Regions from separate parts of the Mus musculus genome. Here region 1 is linked to region 2. The links are chromatin loops, found by intact Hi-C in ENCODE. Cell type or tissue: left cerebral cortex. All regions are shown on one strand. Links, peaks and the distances in the headings refer to the core of each region. The heading gives the core; the rest is flanking DNA.

The links. Peaks named below come from ENCODE experiments on the same cell type or tissue, not always from the same donor. Only the 100,000 strongest peaks of a DNase experiment are listed, where the experiment ranks them.
Region 1: a loop joins it to region 2, with 4 times the contacts of the local background. A loop is called at or near these places in 2 of 42 quality-filtered maps.

What each region holds. Positions count from the first base shown.
Region 1 is chr2:147,069,173-147,077,513 of GRCm38, reverse strand. Xrn2 (5'-3' exoribonuclease 2) reads right to left here. Exons shown (of 30, transcript NM_011917.3): 29 at 2,488-2,629; 30 at 1-31. Among named protein-coding and RNA genes, the nearest start is that of Nkx2-4, 12 kb to the left of the region's middle. In left cerebral cortex, for the core only: no CTCF peak of the experiment used is centred there; a DNase peak (open chromatin) is centred at 3,326.
Region 2 is chr2:146,719,598-146,727,938 of GRCm38, reverse strand. The region is part of intron 1 of Gm34689 (a long non-coding RNA gene); the gene reads right to left. Among named protein-coding and RNA genes, the nearest start is that of Gm34689, 14 kb to the right of the region's middle. In left cerebral cortex, for the core only: no CTCF peak of the experiment used is centred there; a DNase peak (open chromatin) is centred at 5,195.

The DNA.
Region 1 (8,341 bases), core at 270-8,269, 350 kb before region 2:
AAGGGTATTTCCGTCCTTCTCTGGGATATCCCTGAAAGTAAACAAAAGAAAGAATTTATCTTCTGGATTAATAACACCTAACGTAGACATTTACTCTCCGTGGAAGAGCACCTCCTCATGAAGAAGCAGACTCTTTCTTAAGGTACATCCCATGTAAAGTCTTCAAAAGTGTGTGTTCAAACAAAGCTGAAGACCCAAACAAAGTTTGAATTATTGAACACTAACTCCACAGCATTAATAACAACCACATCTAGGAAACTCCCTAAAATGCAGACAAATGAACAGTGAAATGCTTCTTGTAAGTGTGTAGAGTGGGGTTTATTTTTATATTTGTATCAGTTCTTGGAGAATTTCCATGTATTGTGATTATATTCATTCCCTTCCCCTACTCTTCTCAAACCACCCAACTTGTCTCTTTTTTTTTACCCCATCAAAGTACCATTTGTGCTGCCCATATACTTTTGCCTGTGTGACCTTTACTGGTAGTCAACCTACCAGGATCTACACCCTACCGGGAGCTAAACCCTTAAATAAACAAAAACCATTCAAACATTTCCCAGTGATTACCAGTTGCCAATAGCTCCTTAACTAAGGGAAGGACTTTGTGTCCACCTCCCTCTCTATGCTGGATTCTGTCTGGTCTCGGCCTGCAGATATTGTGCATGCTGTAAAGACGGTGCTTTAAAAATTTCCCACCATTCTGAGTCCTTGGTAGAAAAGTCTCTTCATTTAACCAAAGGAAGGGACTTACTGAGGCCTAATGGCCAGTTATTTTTAAGAATATACATATATATATATATATATATATATATATATATATATATATATATGGCTCAATGAAAAACAGAACATTAACAAAACGTTATTAAAATGCTTACAAAACATTTCCATACAAAAACAATTCATAATTCTTTTTCTAAAGGTTTGGGAATATAGCTCAATAGTAAGAGCATTTGCTGGATGAGTGTGGTACCGGGTTTGGGTCTAAAGGGAAGAGGGGATTCCTATTTAGGACACAAGGTTCTATTTTACCACTTAAACAGCTTACACTCTATGGCATGACAGATCCTGGAGGCTGCAATGTGTGCTAAGGACTTGTTGAGATATATTAAGGTCACTACAAATAAAATGAAAGCATCATTCCCTTTAACAATAAACTCTAACTTCAATAGTTGCAATTTAACAAACACTACATGGAAACATGACTAAAACGAATGAGTATATTTCCAAAAAAGAATCTTCCAACTTGTTTACATATCTTGAACTGGGGTTCAGTGTCCCCAGCTCTGCCTCCAAACTATGAGATCACAGGCTTTCAGTTCCTGACTGTAAAATGAAGTAACTGCACACAGAATCTTCCATGGTTTCTCATGTCTTCATCTTAAAATGCTGTTATTTTAACTGCCTAGTGCCACCTAAACTCCAGTAGCACAGACAGCAGTAATTTCCTAATATGACTTTTCAAAGGTGTTGGGTAGAAAAAAATGTAAATTCTGTGGAATGATTTTAATGAATCATAACAACATTTTCTCAAAGGGCATTAACTGTAAGTAATTAAGGTGACCATTTTCTTGTATAGTTGAAACAGGCTTACAAAAATACACTTTTAAGGTATCAAAATGGTTTTCCTTCCACGTCAGAGATCTTGGATTAAAGAGGTGGGGGCACAAAGCAAGAAAAAGAAAGTAGAAAACTAATATACAAAGTACTGCAAAGGCCTGCAGGCAACACCAAGTAAGCAATTTAAAACTCCGCATGTACTGCAGGCGCCTGACTCCAGGAAGACTAGACAGCAGAGTTGCAGTGTTGGATTAAAGTACGAATCCTGCTCAGGCTCACAGATTGCTAGGGGAATTATATTAAACAGACCTCAGCTTTAACTTGCTAAGACTGAATGGAATTGAGAAGACAAAGCTACATCACCTCAATGTATCTATACATTGAATTATAATGCTCTTCTGCATCACATGGCACTTTCCATTTAGCAGAAAAATGTGTGGAAAAATCTTTAAAGAGAAATTTGCTTCCACAAGGAGGGACTCAACAACAATCAGTTAAGAAAATTCTAGGATGAATAAAGACAACCAGTAAACAAGTACTTTTGTGTTAGTTTTATTTTATTTTACTTATTTAATTTACTTTCAGCTTCCAGAAAGTCTTCATTTGTTAATGACAGACCTAGTTTAATAATACAATATCCTCTAAGCTAAAAAGAAGTGTTTTGGTGACTGTGACTCCTGTTAATCACCACTGAGCTATGATAAAGGGGGCTCCGAGGATGGAAGTCTTGAAGACTGCCCATATATAAACTATTTAGGTGAGATACTTGACATAAATGTGTATTTAATGATGACAAGAGTTCACCTAAGCTGTTCTATTAACAATTTCTCCAGAAATACTGGTAACAAAATATGAATTCCTAAGAGACAAACGTTAACAGTGCGCAGTATGCTGCTTTCCCTCTACAGCCCACATTGTACTTATTACCTGTCTCCCTCCTCGGTGATCGTCACGTCTGGGTGGATAGCCTCCAGGTCCTCCTAGCATCTGGTACTGATTTGGCTGAAAGGCTGCATTTTGGTTTTGGATCATCCGGTTCCATGGCAGTAGAGGTTCAGCTCCAACACTTCTGTAAAAAGACATTTGTATCGGAAGTGAAGCCTGCTTTATTTTACGACACAAGCCTAAAATGGACGGGTTATCTCCTCCAACGTTTAAGACAACTCAATTCACCTCGATGTGATATACAGACTATGTAGTATGATGGCCTTTGTGTCTCTGGTAACCAGTGACGTGTACTGCACTTCATAAAACACCACAATTTATTAAAAGGGATGTTTACAGCTGATGGCTCAGAGGGTCCAAGTACCTGCCTTACAAGTCTGATGACCCAAGTTCAATTCCCAGAACCCAAGCTGGAATCTCCACATGAGGTAATATCCCACTACCACCTCATCAGTATGCACGTAACGCAATAAATAATTTTTAAAAGGGGGATGCATAAAGCCAGCTGATAAACTTTTATAAAACATTTTATATGGTTTTAAATGTGAAGTTTCTTTTATCTGGATCCACAATCAGCAAGCTGATTACATTTATGATGCTGTCCAAAAGAGTAAACATGTACAAGTAGGAGAAAGAGGCTTTATTTTTAAAAATGTCTGGACTCGTTCTTAGATTCTATTCTTTCTAGTTAATTGCAGGTTGCAAGTGAATTCTTACTGCTCAGTATTTTGAATCCAGGGTAGGGAACTTGGCAGTTTTTTCCCATCCATTATTCTGCTCAATATGTCAGAAGGTCTGATCGTGAAGAAACCTTTTCAAGTTCTATTGATGCAGTTTTCAATTGACCATGGTGACCTAGCAACATGAGCACTAATTGGCATGGGCTGACTGGCATTTGGTGTACAGTTTACATGGGAACACAGATTCAACAGCTATTATAACCCAGTTTGCTGTCCCAGATTACTAGTTGAAAGACATGTTTTAATTGTCTTCAAGTGCCTATTTTAACTTTTAGATACACAACAACAGGTAGAAGGCATTAAATCATAACTTAATTAAAACCTGTCACATAAACAATGTAACAAAGATATTTCTAAAGACAATAATCACCATTTAAAATGGAACTTTCCCAGTAAGAAGTTTTTAACTTCTACTTACAGTCACAAAAAATAAATAAACAAAAAAATGTTCCTGTATACTTTAACATTAGAAATTTTGGGGCCAAAGATGATGCCAGGAAGAACTCAGTAAAATTTCTTATATTCACCAAGGTTCTGACTAGCCAGCTTTCACTATAATGCTATCAGCATATGAATTTCACTTCTTTGTGGGAGAGAAAATGTTAGGGATAAAAGCCTGAAGTTGGGCTCATTGGGTAGTAGACTAATTCTTCTTACAGTTAGCTATTCAAATCTGAAGCTATTCTACTTTCCCTTCAGTTACAACAAGCCTTCTTAAATCAAAACAACAAAAAAGCAAAATAATTATTCTTGTGTAACAGTTCAAAGACAACAGCTGTCTGAAGACTCAAGGAAGAGCAAAGCAACTCTTTATGGAAAGGAGGGAAACCAGAGCTCAAATACAACACATTGCATGTGATTCAGAGTCGATTCAAAGTCAGGGTGAGGTTGTCTATGGTTACGACTCATAATTATCTTGAGGTTATTATCAGTACAAGTGAATTCTAGCACGAATGCCCTGTGTGACTGAGAAGAACAGCTCTATGCACACGTAAGGACGGTGCTTCTGACCTCTGCAGAGGTGAGGGACCTGTGGTGATGGACTGCCATCAGGGGTCACCGATGTGGGACACGTGTGCAAAGCCTACAAACCAAAACTGCAGCTCAGACCCTGGACTGTCACTCATTTTTCTTTTTAGTCTTAGTAAATTTCATGGAACTACTTTGGCATAATATAAACTATAAATATAATTTAAAAGCATTTTTATATGCTAAAAATAAGTTAGAAGGTAAACGCATAGTATAAAACATACAAATTTTCTTTTTGTTCAAAATGATCACTAATGTTTTTGATCAAAGATAATTTCTATGATGAAAATCATTAGTAATAAAATGTCAAGAGAAAGAACAATGTAACAGTGGTATATACTACCATTTTCTCTTTGCTGGCAAGAACACCTGTATTTATTTACCATCAACAATCATTTTTATGTTAATTATATTAATTTACAAATATAAGCAAACTGAAACTTTGAAACAATGTTTCGAAAATGTGAGGTGGAAACCCTAAGGTTAGCCTTCCCTAACTTCTAGTAAGTAGGACTACATGTGGTGGTGCACACCTTTGATCCTAGCACTCTGGAGGCAGAGGCAATTGGATCTCTGTGAATTTAAGGCCAATCAGGTCTACTTAGCGAATTCTAGGCTAGACTACATAGTGGGAACTGTCTCAAAAAAAAAAAAAAAAAAGCAAAAAGCAAGGTGGTGTGCAGCCCTTTAATCTCAGCACTTGGGAGGGAGATCCAGGCAGGTCTCTGTAAGTTCAAGGCCAGCCTGTTGTACAGAGTGAGTTCCAGGCTAGCCAGGACTACACTAAGAAACTGTCTTAAAAATCAAAACAAAACAAAAACAAACACAAAAAGGCAAAATACATACATACATACATAAATGCAAGAGTTAGTGGTTATAAACTGAGGTAACTTATAAGGCAAGGCACTACTTGCTACTACAGTGACAATATTCTTTTTTAAAATTTTTTTCTTAGATATTTTCTTCATTTACATTTCAAATGCTATCCCAAAAGTCCGTATACCCTCCCCCCGCCCTGCTCCCCTACCCACCCACTCCCACTTCTTGGCCCTGGCATTCCCTGTACTGGAAAATATAAAGTTTTCAAGACCTAGGGGCCTCTCTTCTCAATGATGGCCGACAAGGCCATCTTCTGATACATATGCAGCTAGAGACACGAGCTCTGGGGGTACTGGTTAGTTCATATTGTTGTTCCACCTATAGGATGCAGACCCCTTCAGCTCCTTGGGTACTTTCTCTAGCTTCTCCATTGGGGGCCCTGTGTTCCATCCTATAGATGACTATGAGCATCCACTTCTGTATTGACAACAATAATCTTTCTTTTTTTTTTTTTTGGTTTTTTGAGACAGGGTTTCTCTGTGTAGCCCTGGCTGTCCTGGAACTCACTCTGTAGACCAGGCTGGCCTCGCACTCAGAAATCCGCCTGCCTCTGCCTCCCAAGTGCTGGATTAAAGGCGTGTGCCACCGCGCCCGGCCGACAACAATATTCTTAAAGCTTCCAAATTATTGCTCTAGAGAGTAGTTGGTAACTAAGGCCCACCAATTTGGATAGTTTAAATTTGTACGGTGGTTAATCATATTGTTTAAAGATTTTTTTTCCCCATAATTTAGTTGAGTAACCACAAGTAAAAAAATTAAACTGAACAGCTGTGTTGTACAGGCTGAAAAGAAACTTAAATGCTGGCTAGTACTGCACAGAGTCAGCACCATTAACTACAAGTTATTCTGTTTGGGAAAGAGGAACAATGGCTTGTTTTTGAAACAAATCCTTCTGTCTCAACCTTCTCAGTGCCCAGATAACAGATAAATGCCACCATACCTATCTCTTACTGATTTTTTTTTCTTAAGGAAATCACATGTATTTATTTTTGTGTGTTCACATTTGCCTGTGTATATATATGTGTGAGCTTAGAAGATAACTTACAGGAATTAGTGTTCTTCCACCACTGAGTCCTGGGGACACAAATCAGGTAGGTTGTCAGGCTTGGTGGCTGTTGCTTTTATCCACTGAGCCCTCAACCAGCTGTATTTTTAGGTCAAAGGGATATATATAGAGATTTAAGTACTGTCCCAAGGGAAGAAATAATTCAAGACAATATATTATAGTTTAGGAACAAGATATACTCAAAAGTCATGTTTTAATAGGATTCTTAACAACGCCCCAAAATAGTACACTGGAAATGCTCTAAACTAAGGATTAGAAAAACCTGACTCTCATAAGACTACCACCATCTATTATCTATAATCTTTTGGTAAAGTAAAAATGGTTCCTACTCTGTCTTGTAAGGTCTGACTATTGAGAATGACAAGGGTATAGAAATGAGCAATAAGCTGTGACCACTTATTAGCTAAAGAAGCTTAGGAGAATAAAACGGTTTCCTTCACTAGTACTTGGGAGGCTGAGGCAGAAAGAGTGCAAGTTACAGACCAATGTGGCCATATAGTGAGATCCTACCTCCAAAAATAAAGAGTTCCATTCCCTAAATAACAATGAATTAATGATTCTATAAATGCTTATCTTTAACTTTTTCTTTCAGGGGTGATGTTAAAGTATCTAAAACTACCCACCCAGCCCACAAAAACCCAAACAAAATGTCTCTTACTTCTGGGTTCACAAAGTCAGGGTAATAACAGTTCTTGGTGAGGATAGGATAAGAACAAGAAAATGATAAAACAGCAGAGCAAGGAAGAGGATACAGATGGTAGTCCTAGACCAACCTTCCATGTGTACAGACCAGAAGGAAAGCTGCTGCAACTACAGATAGAGCCCCAGAAGTGGAGGCTAATCTTTCATTTCCTTTGATGTGCTGTGGCTTTATATTATGTTCAGAGGAAATAGTCTGATGAGTTCTGTTCTACTAAAACATTTCTTGGTAACGAGAAACATGGAAGACTGACCTTGGATAAGCTACTGAATGTGTCTCAGTTTCTGTAAAAATGAAAATTAACACCACATCTATGAGAAGATGTTAACACAGTGCTGATAATGTGAAGAAACACATTAGAAATTTTTATTAACATACTGAAGAAATGAACAATGATATGAAAAAAACAAATATAACAATTTAGAAGAATTTATCCCTTTATTTGTTTTAAAACGGTGTTAAGCTAGTCATGGTGGTGTATACCTATAATCCCTACTCTCAGACTTGAGAAACTAAGTAAGGCAGGAGGACTAGAAGTTCGAGGTCAACCTGGGCTATTTTGATGATAATTAAATAGTATGTGCAGTATTCTTTGAGCATGTACAACATATACTTACCAATCATATTTGATTTAAAATATGGTTTGCATGAGGTAACTGACACTATCAATAAACAGCTGAGTTACACAAATTTTTGTAGCAATCTTGAAGAAAACAACAGAAGGCAATTTTGGAAGAGCTCAAGAGCTGCTAAGTATTTGTGCAAGAAGAGCACTATTTCTGGAACCATTTGTTAATGCAGTCCATTCACTGAAGATGTGAACAGATTAAAATGGCTAACTCAGCAAAGTAAAAACAGATTGTAACTGGAAATGTGAAAAAGGAAGCTTTACTTTCATGAAACTCCATTTGGTTTTACATTTATTGATGCTGTCAAAACCAGCTTGGAACAATACATTATACTCTTAAGTAAATGATTCTACAGATGATAATATAGTTATTCATAACATGCCCATCTGACTTCTCATGGCAGGTTCATCTGACTTAGGAACACAGAACTTATGAATGACAGAACACATGTCAAACATCCCTTGTTATTAAATCATGTCACATTCTTCCTAGTCCATGGTACTTATTAGACTGCAGATCCCATAATCCTCTTCTGAGTCCCTTCTGCATTTAATTCAGTTCAGTCTTAAGTAGTTAAAGAAACTGTTTTCAGTGGCAACTAATAACTACTGACCTACAGTGACACTGCTCTACAATAGGCCTGTCAGCCCTGAAAAAGTTGTACCAAAGAAGCTGATTAGGACTTGAAGAGGTCTGTGGTAAGAATCAATAGCTGGTCTGTACTAACGCTGTGCTGCTGGCAGACATGATAAAAGTGGAACACCATTAGTTATGCCTCATTAAACTGCACAAC
Region 2 (8,341 bases), core at 213-8,212:
GACCAACTGGAATAGAAGTCAACTAAGATAGACTGTTCCTTCCTCTGTCCAAGTCTATGGGACATTTTTTTTTTAAAAACAACGTAATGATCGATGTGGTAGTTCTGGCCCACTGTGGGTGGTGTTACCCCTAGGCAGGTTTTATAAGAAAGCAGGCTAAGGAAGCCATAGAGAGTAAGGCAGTAAGCTAAGCAGAACTCTTCCATGACCTCTATTGCAGTTCTTGACTCTATGTAATGCCTTGAGCTTCTACCCTGACTCCATAATGTATTGCAAACGACAAGATGAAATAAACCCTCTCCTTCCTAGGTTGCTTTCGGTCTTGGTGTTTAATCACAGGAAGAGAAAACTAACTAGAATGCATGGTTTAAGGTAAGGTCAGCCTTAACCTTAGCCTGTCATCCTAGGGTTGGTCTCTTGTCTTCATGATTGCCCTGGCCCAACTAGAATGTTATGTCTCCACCAAGGTCACAGATTCTAGTCTCTTAACCAGTAGAGGTTTTTCCCACTCTAACATTGTCTACTACATCTTGGAAAGGCCATTTAGATGTGATTAAGCTCAGTGTCTTAAAATGCAGAGAATATAATGCAGTGTCTGGATGGGCCTGAAGGAGATACCAGAGTGGAATAATGAGAGTATCAGGGCCAAGGCTGAAGGAAGGGCAACCATAGAACCCAACATCCAGAAGAGACAAGGGACAAATTCCTTCTGAAGCTTCTAGGAGAATCAGCCTAGCTCCCTTGGTGTTCAGTCCTTTAGGACCCACTTAAAACGCCTGACCTGCAGAACTGGCAGGAAACAGATCTTCACTATTATTAAGTTACTGTGTTTGGGGTAGCCTGTTACAGCAGCAATGTGACATTTACACTGTCAAACATCACTGAGTATCCTGTTGGCATACAACTAGACCTGTGATCAATGCCGAGGTTAATGACCCTCTAAGAAGCTATTATCATAATTCAAAAATATGTTTGGCATCATGATATTACATTATTATTGGAGGAATGAGCCCAGCAGAATTACTAGAAAATCGATACGTGAGTAATACAGAATTCAAAGAAGTATTTTTTTTTAAAAAGGAATTTGTCTCAGCTTTCTTAACTCTGCTATTCATAGGGAAGACAGATTTAATTTACTGAAAGATAGTATCGGGGTTTCATAACATAGGTTTGTTAACATCCCCACACAGGTACAGTGATCCTGTGATATCGAGCCATACAAAGGCTCTCTGAAATGCTATCAGATCCAGCTGGAAAAGCAAAGAACCCGTTAACTTGTGCAACAGGCTGGAGTTAGGAAGAATTCCGGGCGGAGATGACTCTATGCAGCCAATACAGCAGGTGCTGTGTCGAGTGATTAGATACAATTGCTGTCTCCTCAGAAAGATTCAGGAGCCATGGCTCATCTCAGGGAACCAGAGGGGATGCAGCCTTTCAGCTGAGCAGGGGCAAGGGGGTCTGTCCACAGCCATTGTTCCCAGTTCAGATAAGTTGCTGAGGCGTGACTGCTCACAAGTGATCGTCAGTGACTCAAGTGTCACTGTGGTCTGAGAGGCCTAAAGGAGGCTTGGATAATCGAAATTTCTGCCCCGTCTTCTGTGAACAGATACTGTGAAGACTGAGCCTCATAGTGTTATTGAAAACACTTGGTCCATGGAGCTACAGGCTTGCACGCCATGTCTGCCATTGTAGTGGGCTTGAGGAGGAGGGACAGTTATAGAAAAAAGGAAGAAGGTCCTAGGGAATGGGACTCTTAGGCATACCAAAAACCAAGGGGGTGTGCTCAAGACACAGCATTTGAGAAGCCAGTGGCTCTCTAGGTCTGGACTGGGACTCTCTCTACTCAGTAGATGGCACTTAGAAACCAGAGGTTTGAGGTTATTCTCTGGGCCTGGGTGACTCTGCAAAATGGGCTTAAGAATAGGAGGCATCCAGTGAGGGCCTGGGGGAGGGGGGGAAAATCCACCAGCAGGTTTGCAGAACAATATCAGGTAGGGAAGAAAGGCTCCAATTGTGTCACACACACCTTTAATCCCAGCATTGAAGAAGCAGAGGCTAGTGGATCTCAGTGAGATCCAGGCCAGGGCTACACTGTGAATTCCAGGGATTCAGAGGTACCTACTGAGACCCTGTCTCAAACAAACAAACAAACAAACAAACAAACAAACCCAAAATGCTATATTACTGGTGGTTACCACTGTCATGGAGGCAGTGCCAGAGAATGTTTAGACATTAAAATCTGTAATTAACAGGAGGCCAGCAGAAACAAAACCACAGAAGGGAGTTCTACCCACAGAGGCATGCTTCCTGAGATTGGAACGAAGAAGCAAAAGGCATGCTCTCTCTTTCCCCAGGGTTTGGAACCCAGTCCCAAATGCCTTCTTGCTGGTGACGGGGGACTGCCTTTTTCCTTATCCTTAAGGGCTATCCTGGCTTCTCTCACCCTTTCTTCTCAGACTCTTAATATGCCTTTATTTGCAAGCCAGTGCTCTTGCTGTCCCGGATGTTATCACCCTGACAGTAGCTGCTCTGGGGCGAACACACTGGGAAAACAATCGAGACTACAGATAAACCAAGACTGCCAACTTTGCCCACTCAACAAGTCCTCTCTGGGGACAATTAGGGCCAGAAAATAAATATTGACACATTAGACTATTTCCTCGTTGGTTTTCTGGTGATTGTCTGAGCAATCTGATGGGGGCAAAATTCCACTTTTCTGATAAGCGATTCTTGGGCTAATAGAAACAAATAAAGTAAAGGCCTCTGTCCACAAAGGGCTGGGCAGGCCCATTGTGCAGAACTGCTAATCGGATTAAATGGACTCCCGGCTCTATTTGCAGCCACCCAAAGTCTCCTGAACATTCTCTACATCTGAAGGGGACCCATCATGGTGGCTCCTTTGCTGCTGAAATCAAATGGGGAGGTGAAAGCAAACCATGCCTCTCAGCAAACAAAATACAGGGCTGCTGAATCCTTGAAATTAAGCAGGCAAGCCGAGAAGATGGTTCTGGCCACAGAGCTGCGGAAAACAACGCTTGTCCTTCTGAATATATTTCCCCCCTGATTTCCATTTTAAAAAGGGATAAGGAAAAAGGATGGTAGGCGTGTAACAAATCGCTACATGTATGAGAAGCCCAGAAGTCTTGCAGAAGTCGTTCTTCTCCAGCGTCCTGGGGGGCAATGCATCTTTCTGATTCTGCCAATTTATCTAGAAAATATTACAATTTAATCTATGTTAATAAAAGACCAACAGTGTAACAACGCCTGGGGTTTTATGTGTCTGGCTGGCTTCTATTAGCATTTAAATCTGCGTCCATTACATCAGTCTCTTAAAAATAAACACAAACATTTATGCGAGTGACAACTCGAGTTAGCCTTCGTCAGTCTTAAATAATGTCACTCAACTCGGCATTTGGACCCAAGCCTGTGAATCATGAGGTGTATTTTTGCCTACAGTCTGATAATTTTCAAAGCTATTGGCAACCTGGGAATTTTCCTTCCTTATCACCAGGGCTCAGCTAACTTCACTAAGACTAATCAGGCCGGGAATCATTCATTCAAGGATTGCATGATCATGTTTTTCTTTAGCTGTGACAGCTGCCTCAGCCACATTAGCAATGCAGATTAGCCAGCCTAATAGGTTAATGCAGAACACGCGAAAATTAGGTTTAATCCCCAGTGAAATAATCTAACATTTTCACATTTCTTGATGTTGGGATAGAGACATTGCTTGTGACTCAATTAGGTGTAATGTAGATCAAAGCAAATTTACCTTCTGGCTGAACCTTCCCGGAGTTTTGACAGAAGAATACAGCCAGGGCCCTTTGCTAATTGGTGAATAGCTGTCAGAAAAATATTGCATTAGGAACATGTAGGTTGTGAGCAGAACTCTTTAGGCCTACCTAAGACAGACAATTGATATATTTTGCAGATCATTGCATCTATCACTTTAGCATCCTGGTCAAGTTATAGCTCAAAATAGAGGCAAATGCTTTGTGTGCCAACCCATCCATCCTTTGAGTGAAGCCTCCCTCCCTCCCTTTCTCCCTCCCTCCCTCCACACCTTCTTCATGTCCCGTTCAGGAGTATCACAATTGTGTTCTGAATGGGCCTTCATTGTGCGGGAAACAGAAAGAGAACAAGAGGGTGTCTAATGTTTTCATTCTGGCGAATAGCGTATCAAACACACATCTCTTTCAATCATAAAAAGAAGGACACAAAAATTACATGCCCTCAGTTGCCAAATTATTTTTTTGCCTTGACATCTTAATTCTTAATCCTTGTGTGTGGTCAAATCAGTCTACTATAGGCAACCAATCAAGCAATTATTTCTAAATTATATTTGCCCAACTCACATTGATTGGCCATTCTTTTCTTATTGGGTTAGCTCATTAATTCTGAGCAGCTCGCTTATTATGCCTTCCACATCATTTTCCTTCCGAGCCTATCTGCTCCAACCAGCCTGCTGATGTTTCAAGATGCCATGGGGGGGGGGCGACCAGCGATCTACGCATTGTCTCCTCTAGCAATTACAATTCACATTGCTGATTAACTTTGATGTGAAAACTAATGAGATAAGACAAGTTATCAAGGCGGGCCTGATCGTCATTCCATTTATACAGCATTTGCCACCGGTGAATGACAAAACCTAATGAAGACGTATCTGACAGCAGGCTGAGCCAAGACAGGTTTGGTACTGTCAGCCAGAGCTCTGCCCCCTTCTCATGGTCTATCTGAGACATGCTGGAATTAGCTTAATAATGAAAACACTTCATCTAAATGGACACATGTTTACATTAAAATAACTACATGATAAATAGATGGTGGAGATTTTATGCCTTCTTGAGTCTAAACAACAAAGTAAAAATGTGTGCTAGGATTCACTAAATCATTAGGAAAATTCAATTTAAGCTATTGCCCTTGTCCTGGAGCATTTCCCCATTTATGGGTAACAAATGTTGGGTTTTGGAGGGAGGAGAAGGGACTGGATCTGGGAAGAACAGGAATGATTTACTCTGCTAAGATGGTAATAGACAGATAAACAGAAGTACAGAATTGGTGAAGCTAATGAACACTGTCCCCTGGCAATAACTTTGTGGCGAGGCAACCCGCTGTGATGAGAATTCAGGCTGTGCATTTTCATGAGGTCTCTGCTTTTCTGAGCCTCAAAACGGGCAAGCCGCTGGCTCTCGGTCCGCTGTGCAGAGCTCAGAAGCCCGCCACGCCTGCATCTGATTATGTTGCAGATGCAAAGCATTTCTCTAGATACATTTGTATGCATTCCCCCTAACAAATTAACAAGGAAAGGCCTATTACACTGGAAATGTACATTTTCTTTTGATACAATTTTTGGGCTAAGCATTAAATCTTACCAAGAAAGAAAGTTGTCCTTAAATTGATTAAACACAAGGATCATACTTGAGCTTTGCTGAAATTCTTGAGTATTCCTGTGACTAAAGAATACAGAGGCTTTTTTCCTTTGCCTCCAAAAATCATGTAGGTTACACTAGCCTTATGGATACAAAAGGAAATTAAGTGCTGATTTGTTTTTTTAGACATTAGCTTTTTCAATGAATCATGTTATTGTTTTGACTAAATAGTTTTCAAAAATATAAAAGACAAAAATGTCTATTTTCCTAGAAGAAGCATTTCCTCTTACTGTGTACATTTGTATTCTGTTTTGTTTCTTTTCATAATAAGCATCATAGCACATTATTCCATCCAAATAGCATGGTGAAGTTGATATAAAACAGTGAAAATAGATGCTAGTATATCTTGTTTGAAAAAAAAAAAGATGGTGAGGTTTTATTTTGTTTTCTTTAGCTAAATATGATTTAAATATGGTTTAAAATATTTTAAAGTAACTGCCCACAAATAGCACTTCCAGTTATACATTTGGTATTTTTAAAAGGAATACACGAATAATATCAGCATCGACCATAAAGCTAAACCTCTCCTATTCCTGCTGTACTCACCCCCAAGGATCACAGACTGGCACCACAGCAATCACAAAACAAAACGCAGAATTAACACAAATCTACATTTATCTTTGATGCCTTGTTAAAGAATTCTATTGCATTTGATAAGAGTTAACAGAACGTAGCAGTTTAAACATGAAGAGACAAATGGGTACTTCGGTGAGGGATTAGGTTTGGAAGCTCATCTCAGAATCTATGGTAAATCTTACAAATCAGAAGACACTTTTATAAAGTACTTGCTTTAGAGCTAAAAGTACAAGTGGGAAGTTGACCCCCAAGATGGCTTGATGATGAGGTGCCAAGTTTATAAAATTCCCCTGTAATAAAGAGTCTGCAACACTCACTAAACACAGAAGCAATTGTACTAGAAAACGGGTTTCCAATTTTGACTCAAGTGACAAAATTAAACCCATCTGAAGAAAGGCTGTGGAGTTCTTCTTTCGAACCCGCCTCCTTCCCCTCCCCCCTGATACTCCGGTTTCTTTTAGCCCATTTCTCTGTTGAATTCTCTCCTGGTTATGTTTACCACTCAATTCTAATGTTAATTAGAGACATACACATCCGTATTAGTAACCCACGTTTTCATTAGCACAGCCCACCCTGCCAAATGAAAAACCCAGGAGTGTGTCTGCCCGTGAGCCAACAATGCAGAGATGGCTGTATTATTGAACACGCATATCTTACATTCTTTCCTCCCTGGTGTTAATTTTCCCTTTCTATGTACTCTTATTATGTTCTCTCTAACACGGGTGGCGGGTTCCTTTTTAGTCTATTTCTTTAATCTATTTTAATAAATAATTACAGGCAGGCTACAGAATTTATTCATTCCAGAGAGCTACCTTCTTCGCATTTTTTTTTTCCAGAAGCGCAGCTCAAGGAGACATGGTGATAACCAGGGAGGCCTGGAATCTCTTCTACACAATGTCATTATGAGCCCCCATTTAAAATGAAAAATGTACATTATACTTAAAAGCAGTGCAAGGTTAGCGCCTCTTCCCAGGGAATACTTAACAACAAACAGCACTGGTTCCATACTCGGGGAAGGAGACAGAAGTAAATGAAAGGAAGGAAAATTCATACAAAATATTTTAAAGATATACAAGGCCCTCATCAGAGTCCCATACCCTTTGTTTTCTCTATAATAGGGAATCATTTTCATCCACCGGACTGTTTGAAATTTTCATTCCTAAGCCAATTAATTTACTCTTGCTAGTGCGATACTTATGGACTTTTTGTTGGTATTATTAAAACTGAAAGAGAGAGAGAGAGAGATCTTATCCTATTTCTCAGGGTTTTTTTTTTTCCACATGGCATGGAATGAAGAATACTTTCTAATATTTTGATTTAGATCCTCGTGGAATTAAATTCCTTCATCTGCCTTTTTGACCCTCATCCTACAAACAGGTGTGAATAGACTGAGGCTGTAGCCAGCCAAATCTCTCTCTCTATCTCTCTCTCTCAACAATTCCCCCATGGATGTATAATACGCTTGAGTGTCCTTCCACCCATGAACTTCACTTCTTCAGAGTTAAGCTTTACCCTGGTCTTATCTATGCACCAGGGTAGTCAAACAGGGAACTAACTTCAGAGCTTAGCTGCACAGTGGATTTGTAATATTTATCCTCAGTGGAATCGAGAATACATTCCTTTGCTAAGTGCTTGCTTGCTTGCCGGGAATGTGTGGCCAAACAGCTCCCCCAGTATAAATCCTAAAATTTGTTCACTGGGTTCCTGTCACATAAAATATTTTGATAATGAGTGGGGACGGGCTTACTTTCAATATATATATTTCAGTCCTGAGTAATGTTTTATTTAACAGAGTTATAGCACACCTTTTGATTCAGAGCTTAAAATAAATAATATTTGTACATCTGAAACATACTCAAGACAAATGAAAAGCCTCTACACGCTTTTGTGTGGAATGCTGAAGGGCTCTACAAACTTAAAAGGACAACCTCAATTAAGCTCATCTTCATCTGGAAAAAGTGGCAACCGAAAGCTGAATATATTAGATAATACACACTTGCTGAACAGCATTCTCGCAGCTTTAAAAAAAAATTAAAGAGAAAAAGAACAGGAGGAGAAAAGAGGAATAGTCTTGATAACCAGCCCAAAGCTGGCTGAGTGTCGCTGGATGCTAATTTTGTTTGAAACTGTTCAACTAACTCTGAATAGATATCCATATTCAACAAAGACATAATTAATGGCAACGTTTCCTCCAGCCTCAAGACATCATAACAAGCTGCAAAACACAAAAAGATTTTTATGGGAACTAATTTAAGGACAAAGGGTTGACCTCTAGCGTTTTCATTAAATAACAGGAGGGGAATAGGAAAAGAAGAAGGAGGAGGACGGCGCTCGGT